Regions from separate parts of the Mus musculus genome. Here all the other regions are linked to region 3. A link is a loop called in an ENCODE intact Hi-C map of the cell type or tissue named here. Cell type or tissue: left cerebral cortex. All regions are shown on one strand. Region 1 overlaps Jmy (junction-mediating and regulatory protein). Region 2 overlaps Jmy (junction-mediating and regulatory protein). Region 3 holds the start of AW495222 (expressed sequence AW495222). Region 4 holds the start of Homer1 (homer scaffolding protein 1). Region 5 has its middle 15 kb from the start of Gm31977. Region 6 overlaps Thbs4 (thrombospondin 4).

Region 1 (4,000 bases), 270 kb after region 3:
CAGAATCTTACTTGTGTGTACTTGACACCATCTGTAACCTTCGGGCTTCCCACCTGTGTGCTTTGTTCCTAGAAATAACAACTCTGAGATTTCCAAGTGAATACCTGCCTCGGCCAGTTGCCTGGCTCTGTTCTCTGACTAGCCCATAACTTAATTATCCTGTGTGCCACGTGACTGGTCACTTTATCGGTTTTAGGCGGCCATCTCCTCAGAGTTCCCCTTTTGCTCCTGACTCTGTTCTCAGAAATCCTCTCTCTATATGAGAACATCCACTTTTCCTATTTCCTGCTAAGCTAATGGAGCAAAGACATTTTATTGACAGGGGATGCTTCTATAGGGATTCTCTCTGCACTTGTGTCTGAAAGGGGTAACTATTGATTGAGAATTATGTCCACTGTGAATGATTATGTTTGAATGAGTGAATGAGAGATCAGTTTTAGGCAAAATAAAATTATACATATGAGAGTTCCAATGTGCCCTTCCCAGCCGCACCTCCAGCTTTCTATTACTATTACAGTTGTACATGTGTTACAGTTAGTAGCGGTCAGTGTTGGCACATTGTTCCTGTTGATTACATTGAAGTTCTTGCCTGGTATTGTGAGATCAGGTGCAAAATGACATGAATCTGTGACTATAGGATCAGATTAATTTTACTGCCCTATGTATGTTTGGAATATACACATGTTGCATATTCAGGTTGACTTACTTCACCTAATAGTGCAGATTGAATGTTTGGATTGTTGGATACTAAGGTAAGATTATATTGTTTTAAGAAACTGTCAGGCTGTCTACAAAGTAAATGTGCTAGTGTGCACTTACCCAACATTAAATGAGAGCTCTATATTGTTAAACCCTATTCAGCTTTTTGTTGTTTTCAGAATGACTGACAGCTGTTGTAATAGGTAGAGTAGTATCTCAGTCGTTTTAGTTCTCATTCTCAAGTAACTGCTGCTGAGCATGGTTTTCTGTCATCATCAGATTCCTTGCTCAGGGTTTTTACTTTTTGACTGGACTTCATACAGAGCGTACAGAGCATGCCCTTAAAGTCACTATATAGAGAACCTCCCCCCCTCCCAGGTGTGCACCCACTCTGGCTTTTGTTGAGTTTTAAAAGAGTTCTTTATCAGATGTCTTTTACTGTATTTTCCCTAGTACACGGTTATCCCTAAGTGTCCTCTGCAGAGATTTTACTTTGAGCAAACCTGAGTTCCTAGTTGCTGTGTTTCATGCTATGATGTGTCTCATGCTATGTTGTATGTCTTAGTCAGGGTTTCTATTCCTGCACAAACATCATGACCAAGAAGCAAGTTGGGGAGGAAAGGGTTTATTCGGCTTACACTTCCATACTGCTGTTCATCACCAAGGAAGTCAGGACTGGAACTCAAGCAGGTCAGAAAGCAGGAGCCGATGCAGAGGCCATGGAGGAATGTTCTTTACTGGCTTGCCTCCCCTGGCTTGCTCAGCCTGCTCTCTTATAGAACCCAAGACTACCAGCCCAGAGATGGTCCCACCCACAAGGGGCCTTTCCCCCTTGATCACTAATTGAGAAAATGCCTTAGAGTTGTATCTCATGGAGGCATTTCCTCAACTGAAGCTCCTTTCTCTGTGATAACCCCAGCTGTGTCAAGTTGACACAAAACTAGCCAGTACATTGTATCTCTTATTTAAACACTGTAAGGCTTTTGTGCTTTACATTTTACACTTAGCCCTACAACCTGTTTTGAGTTAAGTTGTCTGGAAAGTCTAAGGTGTTTACATCCCCTTTTGGCATGCTCATGTCTGTTTGCCTCAGCACCACTTGTTGGACAAATTGCTTATGTTCCATGGCATTGCCTTTGTCCTTTAGTCAAAGGTCAGGTAACCTTGTCTCTAAGGGTCTGTTTAGAGGTTGTTTTATTAACCCTAGGCTTTTCCTTGCAGTCTGCCTAAAGTTTAGAATACCACAAGATAATTTGCAATTGAGACTCTTGATAAAATTGAGAAGAAGCAATTTTATTGAATTTTACTGTTTACAAACATGGACTAATTTTCCTATTTATTAGAATTTTATATTTCCTTCTTTTTAAAAGATTTTACTTTATTTTTATATATATGATGAGTACACAGTAGCTGTTTTCAGACACAACAGAAGAGGGCATCAGATCTCATTATAGGTGGTGGTGAGCCACCATGTGGTTACTGGGAACTCAGGACCTCTTGAAGAGCAGTCAGTGCTCTTAACTGCTGAGCCATCTCTCCAGCCCAGAATTTTATATTTTCTAGTGGTATATTTCATTTTCTTTATTTCATTTTCTTGTCTTACTACATTAGCTAGGACCTCTAGCTGGGACACCTTGGCCTTTTCCAGTTAGCAGAAAGCTTTGTCTTCTTACTATTGGGTATGATGTCATGTTTGTCACGCTGAGAAATTACTGCTGTCCTACATTCCCAAGTGGCTGTGTGTAACTAACTAGTTTACATTATGTGAGCTACATTAGGAATTTCCTCCTTTCCCATTATGGTACTATATCATATTTACATACAGTGAGTTCTGATAGCAGTGGGTTTTGATATATTAATCAACACATGTAGCTTATAAATAATTGAGTACCAAAAATGCTAGGATGGCTATATTTTTCTGCACTTGCTTATTTTAAAGCTTCTTTTCTTCCTTTGGCATCACCCTAAAGATCAGTAAACTTTAGTTCATTTTTAGTTCCTTAAGCTAATTTGGCACAATTTAGCTAAAGCTGTCCCTTATTATCATAATTAAACAGGATATTAGTCACTTATCCTTAAATTATATGACTGTCTTTCTCTTAGCTAGAAATAGCAAATTAATTATTGCCCTTTCATTTCTAAGTCTGTGGGTCAGAAAGTGCTGTGTAGAGTTAGACAAGGAATCGAACTGGTAATGATGGTGCCCCATTCTCATTTGTACCTGGGTTCTTAGCTTAGTTACTGACATTCTATTCTTAAATTTGTCCACAAAGAATTTTCTAAGGACAAAGAAAGAAATAAAAACAGGAATCTCAGAGATAAATGTTATCTTAAAATTTGACCAAACCTCAGAATTAGATAGAACATGTGATGTGATGGAGGGAAACAGAAACAAGGTAAGTCATTGTAAAACATACACAGTCAGGGAAAGGAGAGTCGGCTTCAGGCGTGGCCATTCGAGTTACCTCAAATTCACACGCAAACTACGCAGTCCTCCCCGATGGCATAATGCTGTAAGTTTGCATTGTTTGTGTTGGAGGACATCATTCAGCGTTGTCCTGGCCTGCATTCAGCTGCACGCTCATGTGCATGGCTCATAAATCTCAGGTTGTGCATGCTTAGAATCTTCAATTGATTACAATTGGTAAATGCCTCTCAAAGCCTCTTTTGAAACTTACGTTATCTTTGTTGGAATTTCTTGGGTGATAATAGCATTTAAAATATAACTCCTAATACATTAACCGTATTGTTAAGTTTTCCATAGAAACCACATAAGTTAAAAGTGCAGCTCCGGGCCAGGTGTGGTGGTGCACGCCTATAATCCCAGCACTTGAGAGGCAGAGGCAGGCGAATTTCTGAGTTCAAGGCCAGCCTGGTCTACAAAGTGAGTTCCAGGACAGCCAGGGCTACACAGAGAAACCCTGTCTCGAAGTGCAGCTCCGAGGGGAGTTTAACATCTAATACTCACTCTAAAATCCTGAAGAGAATGTGGTTTGCTTGCTGACTAGCACTACCCCTAACAAGTTCCTAAATAAGAAAAGTATGGTCAGAAAGCAAATTGTGTTTTCCCATTAGAAACATCCTTCACAGATAAGGTGGTACACAACTCTAATCCTAGCATTTTGCAAATAAAAGCAGGGAGATCACCGAAAAATTGAGACCAGCATGGATTACATAGAAACATTCTGTCTTTTTTTTTTCAAAAGGAGCTCTGGCAAAGTTTTATTAAAGGAAAACTTTCTTGTTTACTTCTCACCAGTCTGTTCTGGCATGCTTCTAATAATATCAGAATCACCTGGGT
Region 2 (4,000 bases), 280 kb after region 3:
TAAAACTTGGTGCAATAAAATATGAAGTATTCAAACAAAGCATTACTCCTAAAAGGATTGTTACCTGTTACTTTAGGACCTAGAGGTGCATTCGGAAAACACCTTTCCCTGCACCGTGCCCCTCAAGCTCACACACAGGCTAACATCACACTCTCTCCGGCATGTGGTTGAGCATTGCCTTCCCCCCGTGTTTCCCTTTATTGCTGTTGTGTGCAGAGGCCCTGATTTCAACTGTTTTGCTCACATATGTGTATATTATACTGTACTTTATAAAAAAGACTGGCATTTATTTTCTTAAGAAACATAGAGGAGTATACAGACCTCAGTGTTTCTCATTAGTGTGTTGATATTCAGAGGCTCGGGTTGTCTTCCTAGAGTCTCTTCCATAGTAGATATTCATGTATCACCTCCCTCTTTATTGTTCTTGCTCCTGCTATGTCTCCTGTGGCTTCTCTTGCTGCTTACACGTGTATCTCAGCCAGTCACCACTGCTCGCTCGCTATCCTTAGTTCTTTTGCTACGGCAGCTTCTGCCAGCATTTCCATGCTTGTCTTCTCCCATCTCACCAGGTCTTGGCTGACACGTAAGGCAGGGCCTCAGCATCTGTATATTTCAGCTGAGGTGATTTACATGTCTGGCCATGAGTGTCAGGACACTGTGTGAGGGACTGCAAGGGGCTGGTAGTTCTTAAAGTATTGAAACAATCAGCAGATGTGTGATCTATACACCTTTGAAAGTTTTAGAGTTCCTTTTGAAAGATGAATGTTGCTCTGCCTCATCCTACTGTAAGGCTTCCCAGAGATAGCCATGGCTAACAGTGTCCTGAAGTAGCTTCATGAGACAGAATTATAATTTATGACAAGGTTCTGATTTGTCTCATGTAGGGTCTTTCTCAAATTTCATCTTTTTTTAAAAAGATTTATTTATTATTATATGTAAGTACATTGTAGTACATTCAGACACACCAGAAGATGGCATCAAATCTCATTACCGATGGTGTGAGCCACCATGTGGTTGCTGGGATTTGAACTTAGGACCTTTGGAAGAGCAGTCAGTGCTCTTACCCGCTAAGCCATCTCTCCAGCCCTTTCTCAAACTTCTAAGTATAACTGTGAAAAGAAAATGGGGCACATATATCATTCTAAGAAAGCTGCAGAAAAGGGAACACAAGAAATTTATCCTAATAATGTTTATCTGACAGGGGCTACAACAATACCTTTCAGTATGCAGGTGACATAACATTTTGAATAGTTACCCCTCTGCACTTAGCCTTTTAGATTTAAGGCCCCAAAACCCAGGTTTTGATTCAGATGCTGTTTTTATGTTGTAATTCCTGCTAGCACATCTCAGTGAAGTATCCTATCAAAACAAAAATATACTTATTGGAAAAATATGAGCCTTATAGTCTAAAATTGGTTAGCTTCTGAGTCACACAAGCTATGTTTCAGATACTCAGTGCCCATGTATAACTTCAGAAACATGTTTCTTGTTGGTGTATATTTAAAGAATGGTTTTTATCTAAACTTCCTCTAATAGGCCAGTTGATAAAACCTATCTGCCTGTATTGAAGTTTAAAGACACCCATTTAATGGGTGTTACTTTCCTAAGAGGAGCAGAAACAAAAGGGAATCCAACACTCTCAATAGTGACCAACATTATGAACTAACCAGTACCCCGGAGCTCTTGACTCTAGCTGCATATGTATCAAAAGATGGCCTAGTCGGCCATCACTGAAAAGAGAGGCCCATTGGACACGCAAACTTTATATGCCCCAGTACAGGGGAACGCCAGGGCCAAAAAGGGGGAGTGGGTGGGTAGGGGAGTGGGGGTGGGTGGGTATGGGGTACTTTTGGTATAGCATTGGAAATGTAAAGGAGCTAAATACCTAATAAAAAATGGAAAAAAAAAATAGTGACCAAAATCTATATGAAATGACTTTTATTCTTACTACTTTAAGAATACAAACATCATGGGGCTGGAGAGGTGGCTCAACTGTTAAGATCATCGCCTGCTTTCCCAGAGGCCCTGTATATAATTCACAGTACCGACATGGCAGCTCAGTAGGTAACTTCAGTCACAGGGGATCTGACATCCTCTTGTGGCCTCCACAGGCACTGAATGCACATGGTACCTAGACATACTCAGGCAAACACTCATACACATAAAATAACATCTAACTTAAAAATTATAAACATTTTATTTAAAGGAAACCCTATACCATTACCACATAGGTGACTATTAAAACAAGTGTGCATTGAAGGTATTTCCAAGAGTGGGAGGGAACTGACTTATGTCCTACAGGCATTTTGTTCTAATATTGTATCATTTTGTTTGCAAACAGGTGACTTAAGAGAGAAGAAAAATACCCATGGATGAAGACTGGCTCTGGTTCCTTTGGGGAAAAAATCTAAGCTCTTGGTCCCACAATTGGATTCCATTATGTCCTGAGTATATTGACAAAGTGGTTTGAAAAAGGAAGCACAAACGGGAGGTTACTACTGTCCAGTCCCTCTCATTGATAGTGCAATGTTCCCGACTGCAGAGAGAACAAGCCTCCTGGAGACGGCTGTTCCTTCCCCACCCCTCCTCCCCATCTGCCCAATCATAATCTCATAGTGGCCAGTCCCATTGCTATGAATTGGAAGAACACTGGGTTGGCAGAGGTCTGCTGTACGAGCTACTTTGGGATTCATCTTTCAGTGAACTGAGAAGATCTGTGCTGAAGCACAGCCGCTTCCATGTCAGCTTGTAGAGACAGAGAGACATGCTACAGAAGACATTGATCAAGGTAGTTATGGTCAGGAATTAAAAAAAAACCATGAAATGCACTTAAAATTTCCACATTATTCATCTCCAGAGAAGTTCAGTATCTGAGAAGCCAGTGGAGATATACCTATCAATGTGTGCACCAGAACACGACACATTTAACAAGGCATATTTTTAAGAGGCCACAGTCTTACATTTTGTAAGAATTTGAAGTTAAAATTTCCATGCTTTTAAAATAGCGTTTCATAATTCTGAATTTAGAATAGTTTGAATTTTATGTGCATCCTGTTTATGAGAAGCAATGCTTTGTAATTTGATAATGTTATTTTTAGTCTTTTTGTTTGAACTACTGCTTGATTACTATAACTCAAGACTTTCCTATTGAGAATCAAAAAAGCAGGATTCAACAGTGGGGATTCAAATTACAAGCCGTGCACCCGGTTACGTTTTTATTGTTATGCTCCGTGGTGAGGAGCATGTATTCAGTAAAGGTCCAGAAGGCAGCTGGGCCCGAAGCCTCCAGCTGGCATTTTAGTGGTTTTGTTTTTTGTTTTTTTATTCTGTGTATAGAACTTTAGGAGAACGTTTGTTGCTGTCACTAAATCTTTAAACTCACATGTGTAGATCCAATGCTGACCTGGCTGTATCTTAAAGGGTCCATTTATGAACGGGGCCGGCAGGGATTGTCATTGGTTTGATTATGTGAACATGCATGAGGGCAGATATGCTGGACCCAGTTTACAGTACATTGTAGTGTGTGCTTTATATGGAGGAATTGAAATACCAAAAAGAACTTCATTTGTAGAAAGTTCTTTCCCGGCGTTGCCCAGAATCTTCCCAGAAGCGAAAGCCTCTCAATGCCCGCCATAGTTTTCCTCCAGGAACATGGCTTCCTGGTCACTTTTAAGAGATGTGTTTCTTTAATTATGAAAAAGATTCTTGTAACGGGTTATAGAAAACCAAATTTTTGCACTTAAAACATTCATGTTTATTGATGAGACTGGGAGCTCATGTAGCAATTACTTTATATATTGGTTTTAGTCCAAGCATAATTCACACATCTTGTCCGCAACAATTAAAAGAGCTCTGATATATAAGCCTCATTCTAAGATGATCTGTGTGTCCTTTATACCCCCAGTAAAGCACCAAAATGTGTTTAACCCAAAGAGTCATTGGCTAGATAAAGAAATATTTGAAAAGCTTCAAAACTTACAAATGTTCTAAAAATCAGCCA
Region 3 (4,000 bases):
AGGGTGTGGGATGCCCTGGAACTGGGATTACAGATAATTGTGAGGTGCCACGTGGGTGCTGGGACTTGAACCCAGGTTCTCTGAAAAATGCAGTCAGTGCTTTTAACCACTGAGCCATCTCTCCAGCGCCTTGGGTTTTAAGTCTTAACCCTTAAAGAAGTTGAGTTCTGCTGCCTTACGTCTCCAGGCTCTTCCACAGTGAAGCTGATCAAATTACGGCGGATAATTCACACGGAGCATCAAGCCATGTTTAGTATTTATATTCAACTCGTTTCTTCTGTAGTCACACTTGGCTAAGTTTTAAAGAAAGCGTGGCTCTGTCGTAAAACACTGCCATCACCTTCACATTCATTTCATACACCCTGGGGAACGTAAACATACCTTATTCAGCTTCACGAAATATTCCAGCCCAGCTTCCAAGGGGTTTGTGTCACAGTTCATCTGGAAGGGAAACAGGTTTTGAATCCCAGGTGAGCCTGCTAATTTGGTTCACTGAAGAACTGCGCTGTCCTTAAAAGGACTTCAGAGAGATCTGCCTGCCTCTTCCTCCAGGTAGGGGATTAAAGGAGTTCACCACCACTCCCAGCAAGTACAGGGCGAGGGGAGATGAAGAGATTACTAAAACAGAAACAAACCCATTACCTTCACTCAGCAAATACTGGCAAACACTGGCTCCCACCTTGAGCTGATGCATAACAATGATAGAAACAGAGACATCACTTTCTTATATTAGTCTCCCCAGAATTAAGGACACTGGATGGTTTTTGAGTAAAGATTCTTTAAAAGACCAATTATGGACTAGTCTCTGAAGCAGTATTTTCCATTCAAATGAAGCCTTTGGCAAATGCTGTTATTTTTAAATATGGCAAACACAGAGACTGAACATTGGGTTGGTTTCCACTGCTCTTTTATTTTAAAGGTGTTAATGAATTTATCTGTTTTCATTGCGTGTACATGTATGTGTTCATGTCTGCGTGTGGGTGTGTGCAGGTGTGCTCTCCCAGAACTGAAGTAACGGGGCTGCCCATCGAGGATGCTGGGAACTGACCTCTGCTTCTCTGCAGGAGAAGCACACACAGTGCTCTTAACCACTGAGCCATCTCTCTGGCCTCCGATCTTTTACCTTAATAAATATTTGAAGGCTAGTACATGGTGTTTCACAAACAAGAATCTCATGTATGTTATGTAATAATTTTAATTACATAATTGTGTTTTTAAAAAAGTAACAAGTAACTTTGCTTAGCTTGCATTTAGCCATGAATGGGGGTAAAGAGGGGAAAGCAGGTGACAGAACACTGGCTTTTGCAGAGTTCTAGAAAGAAAACGGGAAGGGAGGATTAAAGCTCAGAACTAGCTGACTCGAGATAGGATGCATCAATTCAGGGGAAATCCAATATTTAGTTCTAAACCTGAATGAAGTTAGGGGGTTTTTATCACTGTTTTGTTTTTAAGGGGTTTTTGAAGATTCTAATTTATACGATGAGAACTGAGGGGAAATGAAAGAGATGAACTCAGGAGGAACTGCTAAATGTATAGAAATGGGAACAGAATACCTCGATGTACTCAGTTAAGTGTTAATGAGCAGAGGACCTTTCTGGAAGTCGGGTTTTTTGTTGTTCATTTCTTTATGGGAATGAGAACTGCCTGCTCTAACCTCCCAAAGAGTCGACATAAACTAGATAAACGTAAGACTACTTTACACCACATAAAAGTGTTCTCATATTTCCTAAATTAGTTTGAGTTACTCTGAAATTATTTTTCAGTCTGCCAAAATTAGAGATTTTTTTTTTCAGGGAAACAGAGCGACTTCGCCGATGTTTCTGCACTAGAGGGCGCTCTGGCACTGTTGGGAAAGAGGACCCTAAAATGGAGCCCAGGGAGAGGAAGCAGAAGGAAAAACAAAAAAACCAAAAACATCAGAAAAATTGAGGCTAGAATACAGCGATGTTTAACTCTCAAGGGGTGGCTTCTCTGTCCTTTTTCCTGAGCATGGGGACAAATTTGTTTTGTTTTCTGAGGGCAGCTGGCCTTGCCTGAGTCCTGGCTGTAAACTTGAGTTCGCTGCAGCAGGCAGGACCGGCTTCCTGCAAGCTTGCATCAATGAGAAGGCCCAAGGGTAAGTACCTGAGCTCTCAGGTTAACCTAGAAATTAACTGTATAGTGTGTTTGTTCGGCTCATTACTAACCATCTCTACGTCTGCGCTGATTCTTTAGGATAAATACTCCATTTTATAAGAGAGCAGGCCAGCCAGCCAAGAGTTAAGTAAAGGATAGATTTAAACCCCAGAGTCCCCACTCGGAAGCTCATGTTTACAATGGCCCCTAAAACGTCAGTTCTCTGTAAAAGTTAGGGTTTTGTTTCTCCCACAAGGTAAATAGGACCCTGGTCACAGGAATCTGGATGTTGGGGGCTCAATGAACCCAGTGAATGTATGCAAAATAAGAGTCGTGGTAAAGCTAAGTCATAGAACAAGGGCTTCTGGGAACGCGCATAGGGGCTTTATCTTGATGACAACAGTCAATGTGGGAAGACCCTTCATAATTGTGGACACCACATTCCCTGGGCAGGGGATCCTGGGTAAAGTGCAGGAAGCCAGTTAGCAGCTGTCCAGGGGCTTGCAATCATTTTAGACTATGGATGTGACATGACCAGTTCTCTCAAGCCACTGTCACTGTGACTTCCCCACTCTGAAGGACTGTAACCTGGACCTGTGAACTGAAAGAAACCCTTTCTCCCTGAATTCGCTTCTGTCAGGGTATTTTTTTCCCCCACAGAAACAGGAAGGAAACTAAGACAGAAGCAAAGCAGAATCAATGCATATAAAAATGTTGTGTAAGTGGTTAACAATTGTACACAGAGAAGCTCTTGATTCCCACTGGTGGGGAAGACTAGACCCACACACACGGGACCACTGTCCCTGTCCCTCAAAAGAAAAGGACATTAGTTCGCCTAAGGATGATTGTGAGAGGGAAATGAAACGTAACAGAGGGAAAGCAAGGATGTGAGAGGTGATACTCAGATCCTCTGGCGTGTGCCTGCCAGAAAATGTCTGGGGTTCACCACTAAGCAGGGGGAATTAAGGCAGAATAAACGTTACCCCCAAACCCAGTCAGTGCTCATCTGGAAAGCAGAGAGGCAGGGGAGTTCTTTCCCTACTCAAAGTCATTTAATGGCATTTGATTTCTCTTCTAGCTGGAACTGATAGTAGTAATGCTATGAAAACTAGTCTCCCAACATTAGATACAGTAAGGTAAGCATCCGTTAGTGAGGATGCTAGCATGCAAACCTCGGAGCCCCAGGCTCGGAAAGCCTTCTCCAGTCTCAAAGCGTTCAGGGCGTAAGTTCCAAAGTCGCCGATGCCCTCCTCCTGGCCGGCACTCATGATGCGCTCATAAAGCGTCGCAGAATCTTCTCGTCTGTGGTACAGCTCCCAGCCCAGCTCACCTGAAATGCACAGGCAGGGCCCACACAGGCATGAGAGTGGTGCTGGCAGGGCCTGCGCTCACATCCATTAACTAACACGTGTAGGAGAAAACCCCACCAGCACAAAGCAACCTTTGGTGGTCTTTAAAAGAACAGCTCACAAGGAGCAGTCAGTTCAGTGACCATTTGTGTGTAAGCCTGACTCCTGCACAGAGAGACTCCTGCACAGAGAGCAGTCAGATTCACTTTTTAGCCCGGACCCTGGCCCCATACGAGCCTCCAAAGTTTCCAGGGCAACGGTAGTAAACAACTAACACATGTTTTCACAGGGTTCGTCTGGGTATGGGAGGGCATCTGTGATCCCGACACTCAGAAAGCTGAGAGAGGTTTGTGAGCCCAGGGCCAGCCTTGGCTACTGAGACACTGTTTAAAAATAAAACACAACAAAATAACAACTTTAAAGAGGGTGAGGAGCAAGTTCAGACAGTACTTATCATGTGGGTAAGCACGAAGATCCAAGTTTGCCCGGAATTCACATTTTTAAAAAGCACACGCTGGAGGTCTGGGGCCGGGTAG
Region 4 (4,000 bases), 420 kb after region 3:
ACTGCCAGGGCACCAACTTACAAAGGGTCAGTTTCAAGGACTGGAGTCTAACTACTCATTACAATTCTCTCTTTGTAACAGCTGATTATTTCTACAAAGTACTGGAAGAATGCAGCTCTTCTCTTTGAACAACACCGTCAACCAAACCTAAGATGGCAAAATTTTAGTAACCTATATAGCAGTTTGATCAATTAAGAGGTACAGGGTAGACTAGTGCACTGTCTTTATATATATATAATTAATAAAACTATAACTGAGTTACAAACATTACACATTCTAATTAGGACCTCTGGTGTCGCTCTACAATAATGCAAATAAAATCTCTAATTTAAAGTAGTACCCGTTTTGCAAGGGATCGGATTTAAAAATATGGTCACCACCACCGTTCAACTCCACACAAGCATAAGCAGATTTAAAGCTGTGATAAGCACAAAATCCTTACCCCATTTTGCCCAATGAAAACTTGCTCTGAAGTTTCTGCTCTTATGCTACAGAAATAACTTCCAAGGAATTTTCTCCGTCTGTTATTTTGCAGTTGCTTTTCCACCCCCGAGATCTTTTCCGGAGGCAACTCAACAAGGCAGACAATTCAGTTAGTTCTTGTCGGTAAAATGATTTCACTCGCGCTGACACCAAAATGTTCAAACATTTGGAATTTGAAAAGGTTGCGCGGAGAATATAGCACTTAACTATTCCACAAAATTAAGCGTACGTGTAGAAAAAACGCAAAAGCCAGCTTCAGCAAGTCTGATAAAAAATGAGTTCGCTGGTCATTTCGCTCACGTCTTCCACGACACTCAGGCAGCCAGGTTACTCGGCCTTTTTGGGCTAAGGCGGTGGGTTCAAATTTCACCACACCAGGTCCCTGGGGGTGGAGCGTGCAACCCAACGCGACGTGCACTTGAATAAAAATCCTACAGGCAGCAATGCTACTGCCTCCCTTACGTTTAAAAAAAAAAATTATATAGAAGAAATCTCGAAGTGCAAACCCCAGCCGCTCCCGATGTGCACGGCACACCACATTGGAATCTGTCCTTTGAATGTTCGTCCTCCTAAGACTCGGAGCAGAGAGGAGGTGGAGAGCAGGCAGAGAAGGCTGGGAAGGATCGATTCGTTTTCCCGAGGAGCAGCAGCGGAGCCATTTCCAGGCTGGCAGCTAGCTGGGGGCGCAGCCGCCGGGGAGCAGCGCAGGGGCCCGAGCCCACCTCCTTTGGCTTCCCGGCCCCCGCCGAGCACAATGGAGCCCCGCTCGCGGCCGCCCCCTCTTCCCGCCTCTCCTCGCAGCACCCGCGGCCTCGGGCTCCCGACGGCGGAGAATGAATGAATCAGAGAACCCAACCCCGCGCGGTCCCCTGCACCCAGCCCCCAAGCTCCCGGCGGCCGCGCGCTGAGGCGAGAGGCTGGCGGCTCGTCCGAGGCACGGCAGCCGCGGCTCGTGCCCCCACCCCGGCTCGTCTCTCCCGCTCCGCGCCGCCTCACATTCCCGGGGCTGCCGCTGCCTCCTTACACTCCCCTCAGCGGCTGACTCCGTCGGCCCGGGCGGCCTGGCGCCCGTCGCTGCCTCTGACTCCACGGAGCGGGCTCCGAACCGAGCGCAGCCGAGGGCGCCGCTTCCCGGTCCGCGCCGCCGGCGTGAGACGAGCACGGCAGCGGAGCAGGAGAGGGGGCGGGGCGGGGCGGGGCGGGGCGGAGAGCGCGGCCCTCCCGGCTCGAGGGGCGGAGCGCTGCCGCCGCCGCAGGCCGGCGGAGGAGGTGGGGCGCGGCGGAGGCGGGGCCCGGGCTCGGACCGGGGCGCTGAGGAACAACACCGGAGGGGATGAGCTGGCCGGTCCGTCGGTCCGTCCCTTTTTCCTTCCCCTCCCCTAGCGGCCGGCGGCGGACGGGCAGTGCGCTCGGCTCCTGCGCTGGCTCTGGGCCGCCACGGCCTCGTCCGCTCCGCACGCCGGGTGCTCGCGCTGTGTCTCCATCCTCCCCGCAGAAGGACCTTTAAATAGCAACGTCAGCGCGCTCCTCTCCGCACATACGTCACCCTCCGCTCACGTCAGCTTGTGCGGGGGATGATGTCACGCGGCCGGAAGTACTGCTAAATTAGGGAAAGAGCTGGGGGAGGCGGGCTGAGCGAGCTGCTCCGGGCCCACCTGCTCCCGGTTCTCTCGCTTCTCCTTAAAGGCCAAGGCGCCGGAGACAGTCTGAGGAGAGCTCGGAGAAGGAAGCGGCGGGAGGAGGTTTCCTTGGCACAAATGTGCCATATGCGAATGAATCACTCATAGCAACAGTGCCGAAGTGTCGCCGGTAAAGTCCTGTCTCCCTCTCCCACTGGGTTTGCAGCAGCATCCCCGGGCTGTTCACATCCCAACCTGCAGGGAATCGTGGGAGGGAGAGTGATCACTGCTGGTAGACTCGGGGAAAACCACCGTTAATTTTAGGAATCCTAAATACCATTCTGAACATAGTCAACTTTTAAGCTTTCTCCCCTCCTAAAGGCGTGCGTTTTAACTTAAAAAAAAAAAAAAAAAAAAAAAAAAAGAGTAGAGTTAGGAGCAAACCTCTTGTTACAAAGGATAGTAATTAAAGCAGAATGAGATTTCCAAATGTTCTAAATGTTGCAGTTCGCTGCATAGCCATGGTTCTGCAAGGCATAATGAGTCAAATTCATTAAAGTAAACTTAGTTCCCTCAGATAATTACCCTTCTACAGCATCGCAAGTGCCAACGAATCACCTTAGGTCTGACTTACCAAGGATATGAATTACAGTCTGGAAACAAAGTCCTACTTTATTAACACAAACATACGTTTGGGTTCCTGATTATTTTGAATCTTGTAAGCACAATAGCTCTCGAGTATATTTTCATTTTTTTTAATGTGGCAAGGATGACTAGCCGTCTATAAATTTATAGCTGCATATGTGAAATTGTGTTTTTAAAGTCATGAAGTTTTAAAATGGCCCTGTGTTGTTAAGGGCCTTTTATTGGTTAGACTCACAGAATGAGTTTTGCTTTTATTCCATTTAACTTGACAATTGTGGTTCAGAAATAGAAGTGCTGCACCCTGCTAAAGGCCATTAGTACTTCAGTTACTCCAAAGAGTCAGTGACCACATTTTACAAACTAAACTCATTTGACATGAAACATGAAACTCACTTCATTCAAAACCTGAAGTGACCCGAGAAATCCAGGACATGATATTATTACAAAATCATTAAATTGTCCTTAGAAGAATAGTACATCAATGCCAATGCAGTTCAAAAGAAAGTCAGCTAAAATTCTATAGATCATGCCAGGAGTGGTGGGTTTTGTTTTGCCTTGTTTGATTAAGATCTTGAACACCTGGGCTCTCTTCCCTAATCCCTCCTAAGCAATGCAGTTACAAGAATGTCCCTTGCTTGCCTGCTATATGTGGTTTTTAATACATGTTTTTAATGTTAACACATGATTTTTTTAATTAAGGAACAACAATTTTGCTTTTTTTTTCCATTGACATTTTCTTGCTTGAGTTTGGCAAAGTGTTAGGGCTAATTTATAACTAATCAGACTGCCTGATCATTTACCTGAACATTATAAAGTTATGATCTTGCTTTAAATTTGAAATATTAAAAAGACTGAGAGGAGTTTTTTTTTTCCTTTTTTTTCCCACATGTGTGTATGCATGTGTGTGTGCATGTGCTGGAACATGTGTACACGATAGAATGGAAATCAGGTTTAACGTGAGGAGTCTTCCTTGATTGCTGTCCACCTTATTGATGGATGGAGGGAGGGTCTCTCTCTCTCTCTCTCTCTCAACCAAACTCATCTTATCAGGAGGGCTAATCCAACTGACCAGCTTACTCTGGGCATCCAGTCTCTGGCTTCCTAGTACAGGAGATAGAGGTGGATGGCCACCCCACTCAGGGCTCACATCCAGTCTCTGCCTTCCCAGTGCAGGAGCTACAGGTGGACAGCCAACCCCACTCAGGGCTTATGTGGATGGTAGGGATCTAAACTCTGGTCTTCACACCTGAGTG
Region 5 (4,000 bases), 110 kb after region 3:
ATCATCTGTAATGGGATCTGATGCCCTCTTCTGATGTGTCGGAAGACAGCTACAGTGTAAACTAAAAAAATTTTTTTTTTTTAAAGATTTATTTATTTATTATATGTACACTGTAGCTGTCTTCAGATGCACCAGAAGAGGGCAGTAGATCTCATTACGGGTGGTTGTGAGCCACCATGTGGTTGCTGGGATTTGAACTTCAGACCTTCGGAAGAGCAGTCGGTGCTCTTACCCACTGAGCCATCTCACCAGCCCTAAAAATTTTTTTTAAAAAAGGAAAACAGATCTGAAAAGCAAAAGGAATCCTAGCTAAGTCATACTCTTTCCTGGTACTACCTCTAGTTGCTTCACTCTTTCCACACCCTGTTTCCTGATGATACCTAAGCCTTAGGGAGACGGGAGTGAGATAAATTACTCTGGGACTGAATACTCCACAGTCCAATGAGGAAGTGACTGGCTACTTTCCCAGCATTCATGCCACCTTTGCTCCAGTGGAGTGGGGGAGGGGGGCTGACCTTGCCAGGCCAGTCATTTGTATGCTCCTGCCTTTGCCCCCCCCCCCCCCCCCCCCCCGCTCCATACCCAACAACGTCCTGGCAGCACTTACTGCACTCAGTGGATGTTAAAAAGACGGCATGAAGTTGAGAGACGGGGATATGGGAGGAGCTGGGAGGGAGTGGACTGTGCATACAATTTTCAAACAATAAAAAAGACAAATGAGACATGAGGCTGTTTTGATTCCACTTGACTCGTTGTGGCTCTGTAATTCTAGTCCTGTACAAAATATCTACACCTCAATTTCTCCAGCTATAAAAAATAGCAGCACTGTTTACTTCATTGGAATGCTAGAATATTAAAACAGATAATGTGTTTGAAGTTGGAAAAAAAAAAAAACAAACTTGTAGAATTTTTTAGCAGTTAATTCCCTGCTCCCAGAATACAGAGCTAATGCATTTAGAGCCCAACCTGGTTTTCTTTGCCAACTGCTATCTTCTATCTCTCTTACATTCTCAAAGCAAGCTCAGTATTTTTCCATCTTAGATGATAGAAAGGCTACTGGACTTCCAGATGTCTTACTCTGAAAAATGTATTTCCCTTTAATATCCTTTCCAGAACTTTATTACAGCACAGAATATCATAGCCTTTCATCATTTTTCTATCCTTTGATTTAAAAAATGTCATCAGAAGGAACGACGATGGTTAAGCTATTCTTGAACTGTATATCAACACTGGCTCCTAGTGGTGGGCTTCTCCATCTGACTTTAAAAAATATATACTCAGTCTCTCCTCCAAGCGCATATTGCTCCCAGAACTCATTAAAAGAGAAGGCTCATTTAAGGCCTAAGAGTTTATTTGAGTTAAGTATAAAGATTTTTTTTTTTTTCGAGATAGGGTTTCTCTGTATAGCCCTGGCTGTCCTGGAACTCACTCTGTAGACCAGGCTGGCCTCGAACTCAGAAATCTGCCTGCCTCTTCCTCCCAAGTGCTGGGATTAAAGGTGTGTGCCACCACCACCCGGCTAAAGATTTTTTTTTTAATTAGGAATTTTCTTCATTTACATTTCCAATGCTATCCCAAAAGTCCCCCATACCTTCCCCCCCCACACACACTTCCCTACCCACCCACTCCCACTTCTTGGACTTGGCGTTCCCCTGTACTGAGGCACATAAAGTTTGCAAGACCAAGGGGCCTCTCTTTCCAATGTGGAATCAGAGCCCAAGTCCTGACCATCAAAGTCCAAACGCTACCTTTTAAGGGCAGATACTTTTAGGCAAGATGCCAAGTCAGGAAGCGCTCCTTGCTAGTTCAGGGCTGCCAAGGAGGATGCGGTGGTTAACTTAGCCTCTTAGGAGAGTGGAGCCAGAACAGATGGTTCCCGAAGCTAAGGAGACATCTTCGACCCGGGGAAATAAAAATCCTTGGAGTTATTCGGATTCGACAGAAACTGAATAAACTTATCAGATTATGGCACTTCTTCAAACTTCAGCAAAAACACATTTGCACAGGACAAAGGCAGCCCCTAGAGAATGAGACCTGGCCTGGAACAAATAAAAAACTTCAGTTCCCAACGTTTCCAGATGGGGGCAGCAGCTCACCAGCAGGGAAGACCTGAAAAGCCCTGGCTTTGCTTTCAAGAGCTATTTCATGGGCATAGATTCATGTTACTTGGCAGAAATGTCTGTATCCCTTTTTGTTTTGGGCAGTTTTTTTCCCCCTAGTCCTAAGACATGTGAATCTTTGGATAACATCCAGGACAGCTAACCCAGCAAGAAAAGCCTTATATGTCTCCAACCAGATTCCCTAGAATTCTCCCCCGCTGTGAGCACACTCACGTGCTTATCAACTTTTCAGATTGTTTTCCCAAATAGCCACCGTTACTGAACAGCATGCCCTCATCCACTCTGGACTTCCCACAAGCTGCCTACCAAAGCAATAAAAAAGGAAAATAGAAGCACCCATGAGCTGCTTCAGGGGTAGGCACGCGCGATCTTGTGTTAAAGAGCTACCGGAGCCGGGCATGGTGGTGCACGCCTTTAATCCCATCACTCAGGAGGCAAAGGCAGGCGGATCTCTGAGTTCGAGGTCAGACTGGTCTACAAAGTGAGTTCCAGGACAGCCAGGGCTACACAGAGAAACCCTGTCTCGAAAAACAAAAAAACAAAACAAAAAGCTACCGGATGAAGAGTCTCAAGTTTCTCAACATCTTCCTAACGAATGTTCAGCCTCTTAAAAACAGCAAAACATCGATGACTTTCAAATGCAAGGATTTGTCACAAAGGCAGTAGGTAGGGCAGGACACCCGCGACACAGGAGAGAAGTAACAGCCACAAATGTTTCTGGTTTCTAAGCACCTGGAGGCACTCTGTTGGCCTTGGAGACTGAAAAAAAGGGAGTAAAAAATGAAGGAGACAGATGTCATCATTGTACTGCTGTGAGCTACAGAAATAGTGCTGACCCAGTGGAACACAACTAAACTGGAGAGAGAGAGAGAGAGAGAGAGAGAGAGAGAAAGAGAGAGGAAAACTAGCCAAACTGTATTTTACTGATAATTATCCTTTTATGATAAGTCAAGGCTGCTTAGGATGATCATGCAAGATTCTTGGGACGAAAGTGGCTATCCTTAATGTGTAGTAAAGAATTTGTGCTGCTTTCAAAAAAAAAAAAAAAAAAACCTAATTGGGCCATTCTGGGTTACTCTTGTTGGTGGTTGTTTGTTTTCTCAGTGATGAAAATTGAACACACTGAGTGTACTGATGTATCCCTAGAATTCCAATCCTGAGGGAGGCTGAGGCTGATAGGCTACATAGGAAGACCTTGTCTCAAAACAACAAAGAAAGAAAATGGAGGAGAAAGGGGGAAGGGAAGGAGGGGTAGAAGGGAGGGGGAGGAGGGGAAGGAGGAAGAGGGGAAGAGGGAAGGAGGAGGGGGAAAGAGGAGGAGGAAGAGGAGGAAGAAGAGGAGGAGGAGGGATAATGAATGGGAGTCTCTCAGTTCTATTTGATTCTTAGTTTAGCTTTATAGTTTGTCATTAAATTTGATTAATCTATATACCATTAAAGTCATGATAGCTTTAATGAGTTATTTGACCTCTGTTTACTTTTAAATGTGTGAGTTTCCTATGTACATTTTTACATAAAAATAAGCTTTACTTTCTTGTTTGTTTGTTTGTTTGTTTGCTTGCTTTGAGGCAGGGTTTCCTTAGCTGTCCTTGAACTCACTTTGTAGACCAGGCTATCCTTGAACTCACCTGCCTCAGCCTGCCTCCCAAGCGCTGGGCTTAAAGGTGTGCACCACCAACTCTGCAAAAATAAGCTTTCAAAGGAAAGAGTTAGCTTATTTTTAACAACAACAACAACAACAACAAACCTCCCCAAATCCGTAAAATATCTTTAGCAATCACCAGTTACACGAAACTATTAATGTGCTGTTTATAGAGTGCATAAATATTGTTTTCTGAGCCAATTTGGTTAGACCTCCTCGGCCTCATTCTGTACTTATT
Region 6 (4,000 bases), 970 kb after region 3:
GAGTCCCACAAGGGCAGCCTCTGTGGTTTGGGTCTCACTAGTGTTCATCACAATGCCTGGCACGGACTGTGCAAGAGAGAACTGTTCATCCCGGGACTGGTGTGATGGCCTCGGCTTCTTTATAGGACTGTTTTGTTTCTGTTGCTGCTGTTTTGTGTGTTCAACTGCTCTTGTTGAAATGCAGTCAGGGTTCACGCCCCAGACTTGCAGCACGTGTGTGGTGTGCTCCGGGGTATGTGGGTTGCAGCTTCCTAGCCAGGGTGGGAGGTACCAGGTAGACGGATGCATCTAGTGAAAATAAGGCAGTGAGAGCTGATTCATGCTCTGTTCTCTGTGCCCTTGTGTCACCTGCCTCTGTTCACCACACAGGGAGACCAGGTGTGGCCAGGCCCTTACCTGATGGAGCTCAATGTGCCTTTTCTGTTCCAAAAATGAAATCAGAGCTATAAAAATATGATCCTTCTAAGTATATAATTTTAGAAAAGTCCATCTGAACCCTAAAACTGCAGAGAAATAAGAATTGATTGCTATACAACCAAAGGAAATAGCTCCTTGGAACCATTCCTAGACTCACATGAAGGTGGCATTTAAACACAGAGTAGTGTGTCTGAGAATTAAGTATTACAGTGGTGTTGACAATACCCATACAGGAGCCAACTCTTAATTTTCGAACAGAACGGCATGCTCAGGCACTTCTTGGTTTACCCTGGGGAATTAATTGGGGAGTTTAACTTAAAATCAATGCAGAAGAAAATGATGCTCGGGCTGGAGAGATGGCTCAGTGGGTAAGAGCACTGACTGCTCTTCCAAAGGTCCCGAGTTCAAATCCCAGCAACCACATGGTGGCTCACAACCATCTGCAATGAGATCTGATGCCCTCTTCTGGTGTGTCTGAAGACAGCTACAGTGTACTCATATATAATAATAAATAAATCTTAAAAAAAAAAAAGAAAATGATGCTCAGGGTAAAACGCCATTGCCTCTCCGAGGCGAGGCGCAGCTCACCTTCCCCATGACACTCCACAAGGGTACAGAGCACAGGGCAAGCTTTGGCTAACTCACTCCGGGGTATTGAAGGCTGGCATCCAGGGGCTTCTGTCCCTCAGTGCTACTATGACAACTGAAATTGCCCCCACAACTGCCTAAAGCTACTGATCAAGGCTCTGAGAGTCCACCAGTGAAATCAGCTAGACCAAAGAAGAAAGCGCAGGGCTTCTAGGTACAGTATCCAGAGAAAATAACTCACAAGACAGTGAAGCCACAAAACCACTTGTCCGTGATGTCAAGCTATTTTGTTTTAATTCACCAGCAAGTACCGATCCAGGAACTATGCACCTGACACCATGCTGGGCCTGTTAAAAACCAAGTTAGGGAGCCGTGGACTCTTGGTTCCTGTCCTGGGGAACTTCTAACCTCACTGGGGAGGGACCAACTAGAGTTAGTGGAAAACAACATGTCTGAATAAAGAGGTAAGTACAAGAGTCGGAAGTGGCACCATGTTCCTCACCGTGGACACCTGTGCTCTCTGCAGGGTGCGCTTTTATGAAGGCTCGGAGTTGGTGGCTGACTCTGGGGTCACCATAGACACCACCATGCGTGGAGGCCGACTTGGTGTGTTCTGCTTCTCTCAAGAAAACATCATCTGGTCCAACCTCAAGTACCGCTGCAACGGTAACCTTCATGCTGAGTGCCCCTCAACAGCACAGGGGAGCAACCAAGAAATCTTATTTCTATAACATGCATCCTCCCACCCCGCCCCCCCCCCCCGCCCCAAAGCCTCACCACCACGTGCGTGATGGTGATGTACCCTGCATAACATAAGAGGAAGGCAGAGCCAGGCTTTCCTGCTTCCCAAATCTGAAAATTGAAACCCATAGAATTTAACTGCATGTTTTAGAGTTAGGGGTTCGGTGAGAAATTCCGTCAGTTTAATTTACAGGCAGCCTTTCTTTTTCATTAGACTCAAACATAATCACAGACTAAAAAGGCACTCTGCCTGCTAATTTTCCCTAGGCCTATGAATAAGCCCTGCTGGGCTTTAAGCCAAGGATTTGCAACAAAGCAACCTGAAGTAGAAAATGGCTGCGAGCCTGTGGGAGTCTCAGGCGAGCTGACAGCGCCCCCTACAGGAGGCCTGGGCGGCATGTGGTGGCCATGATTCCAGCCTGGAAGGATCCTCATTAACTAACTACCACCCCGATTCTTGTTGCAGACACCATACCAGAGGACTTCCAGGAGTTCCAGACCCAGAGTTTCGACCGCTTGGATAATTGAGCCAAGAAGCAATCCCACAACTGCCTTCTCAAACACCAAAAGCAACATCTTTTTTAAAACTTCCTATAATTCTCTTTATATTATCATGGCTTTTCTTTTACCAGCCCAAATACGTCAAAACTTTTTATATGAATGTGGAAATAAAGAAGAGACTATTTCTAATAACCATGGTGCTCAGTCGTTTCTAATGGAAGCTCAGGCTTTGGTGATGTGTGTTGTTTTCTGAGGAATCCTTGATAAACTTACCAGATTGGTTTTATTCCCCCACCCCCACCCCCTTGAGTATGTACTGTGTGCCACGGAGCACGGGTATGAACCGGACAGCCAAACCAAAGGTCATTTCTGGGGTGACCCTATTTAGTGCCATGCTAAAGCCTGCTTTCTGTTCACACAGACTCCTCATTCTTGGAATGTAGTCTCCAGGGAAGCCCCCCACCCCCACCCCAGGCTTCGGGAGGAGGTGACATCCTGAGAAACCTGAACTAAGCTTGCCTTGTTCTTCTGACACCCTTCCCTCAGCCTTTCTGTCACCTCCTTCCACAGACACTTACGGATTTGGCTCCCCCTAGCGTCCTGTGAGTCAAATGGAAGAAAACAGATCTTGTCATTCTATGTCTGTCACTGTATTCAGATCCCACAGTACCAGGCAGGAAGCAAACAGCCAGTAAGCATTCGCTGGGCAGTGAAGGGAGAGTGGCTGCCTTTGAGGTAACAAAAACAGTGGGATGTAGGGTCTGGTGACAATGACAGTAGAGCCAGTCACCATGTGTACAGGGCAGAAGCTTTCTGCAGCTGTGTACTAGCCGATACTTTCCAGTAGTCAATCAAGATACCCAGAAATTTTATAAATCCCCTTGAGATTTAATTCTAAAGAAGTTTGGCAATTTATTTTATTATTATTTTATGGTTTTAGATGGGTTCTCATATAAACCAGACTGGTCCCAAACTCTCTGTGTGACCAAAGATCACCGTGAGCTTCTGGTCCTCCTGCCCCGACTTCTTCATACTAGGTTTAAAGGTATGCATCATACCTGGTTTCGTGTCCTGCTAGGTATTGAATTCTAGGCATACTAAACCAGCTGAGCCTCAACCACAGCTCAGCAATGTATTTTTCATTCCCATAATTCCCTAGAGTATCATAAATTATAAACATTCCTCCCACTTTTACCATGGCTATAGTATTCAGAGTTCACATGGCTGCCAATGACTCTTCTCAATCTCTGGGTGAAACACATCTACAGCCCTTCCTAAATTCCGAAATCCCTGGGCAGGGAGGGGGACTCAATGACAGGAAATGGTTACCTTTCAAGCACCCCTCTTTTACAGCTAACACCAAGGTAGCTTCTGAGCTCTACCACTCTCATTCTTCACTCTATAGTACAGGTACCTGTAGAGCTATTCGGATGCTCTCGCTCTGGGCCTCTCGGTGTTTTACCAGGCACTGTGAGGAAGGTTCCAGATCTTCTTCTGGAGAAATACTTCTTATCACTGAAGCCTATCAAAGCATGTACACAAAATACTGTCATCCACTAGGCAGGCGTGTTGTCTGATCAGATCTAGGGAGTCTAGGTTTAATCTTTGCAGCATCCTTCAGATCTCACCTTCTTCCTGTCCCCTCTTGTGTGATGTTCCCTCTGCCTTGGTGGGATTGATATAGGTGTCTCACTGAGAGCTGAACACTCGGACAGTCAATCTCGGGGCTTTGAAGGGTTGAGGCTCCTCTGCT

Evidence for each region. Peaks named below come from ENCODE experiments on the same cell type or tissue, not always from the same donor. Only the 100,000 strongest peaks of a DNase experiment are listed, where the experiment ranks them.
Region 1: a loop joins it to region 3, with 2.9 times the contacts of the local background. A loop is called at or near these places in 2 of 42 quality-filtered maps.
Region 2: it touches region 3 in a loop (3-fold over the local background); 2 of 42 quality-filtered maps call a loop at or near these places.
Region 4: a loop joins it to region 3, with 4 times the contacts of the local background. A loop is called at or near these places in 6 of 42 quality-filtered maps.
Region 5: a loop joins it to region 3, with 7 times the contacts of the local background. A loop is called at or near these places in 21 of 42 quality-filtered maps.
Region 6: it touches region 3 in a loop (7-fold over the local background); 19 of 42 quality-filtered maps call a loop at or near these places.

The regions. Positions count from the first base shown.
Region 1 is chr13:93,448,780-93,452,779 of GRCm38, reverse strand. All of the region lies in intron 7 of Jmy (junction-mediating and regulatory protein), which reads left to right. It overlaps Gm6109, which reads right to left. Exons shown (of 1, transcript XM_884704.8): 1 at 3,890-4,000. The coding sequence ends at 3,945. Among named protein-coding and RNA genes, the nearest start is that of Gm6109, 2.4 kb to the right of the region's middle. In left cerebral cortex, a CTCF peak has its summit at 2,130 (motif pointing right); no DNase peak of the experiment used is centred here.
Region 2 is chr13:93,433,761-93,437,760 of GRCm38, reverse strand. It overlaps Jmy (junction-mediating and regulatory protein), which reads left to right. Exons shown (of 11, transcript NM_021310.3): 11 at 2,342-4,000. Among named protein-coding and RNA genes, the nearest start is that of Gm6109, 13 kb to the left of the region's middle. In left cerebral cortex, a CTCF peak has its summit at 2,071; a DNase peak (open chromatin) is centred at 455.
Region 3 is chr13:93,717,000-93,720,999 of GRCm38, reverse strand. Dmgdh (dimethylglycine dehydrogenase precursor) reads right to left here. Exons shown (of 16, transcript NM_028772.3): 13 at 3,288-3,445; 14 at 382-441. AW495222 (expressed sequence AW495222) reads left to right here and starts at 1,825. Exons shown (of 3, transcript NR_045086.2): 1 at 1,825-2,116. In left cerebral cortex, a CTCF peak has its summit at 1,835 (motif pointing right); DNase peaks (open chromatin) are centred at 1,846 and 2,283; H3K4me3 peaks cover 324 bases; H3K27ac peaks cover 623 bases.
Region 4 is chr13:93,301,745-93,305,744 of GRCm38, reverse strand. Homer1 (homer scaffolding protein 1) reads right to left here and starts at 1,988. Exons shown (of 10, transcript NM_147176.4): 1 at 443-1,988. The coding sequence starts at 447. In left cerebral cortex, CTCF peaks have their summits at 1,864 and 2,366; DNase peaks (open chromatin) are centred at 575, 901, 1,333 and 2,108; H3K4me3 peaks cover 3,026 bases; H3K27ac peaks cover 3,071 bases.
Region 5 is chr13:93,611,212-93,615,211 of GRCm38, reverse strand. No RefSeq gene overlaps it. Among named protein-coding and RNA genes, the nearest start is that of Gm31977, 15 kb to the right of the region's middle. In left cerebral cortex, CTCF peaks have their summits at 140 (motif pointing right), 1,248 and 2,086 (motif pointing right); a DNase peak (open chromatin) is centred at 2,088; H3K27ac peaks cover 196 bases.
Region 6 is chr13:92,750,025-92,754,024 of GRCm38, reverse strand. It overlaps Thbs4 (thrombospondin 4), which reads left to right. Exons shown (of 22, transcript NM_011582.3): 21 at 1,532-1,671; 22 at 2,213-2,439. The coding sequence ends at 2,274. Among named protein-coding and RNA genes, the nearest start is that of Thbs4, 43 kb to the left of the region's middle. In left cerebral cortex, CTCF peaks have their summits at 873 (motif pointing left), 2,129 (motif pointing left) and 2,857 (motif pointing left); DNase peaks (open chromatin) are centred at 112, 2,079 and 2,839; H3K4me3 peaks cover 256 bases; H3K27ac peaks cover 1,199 bases.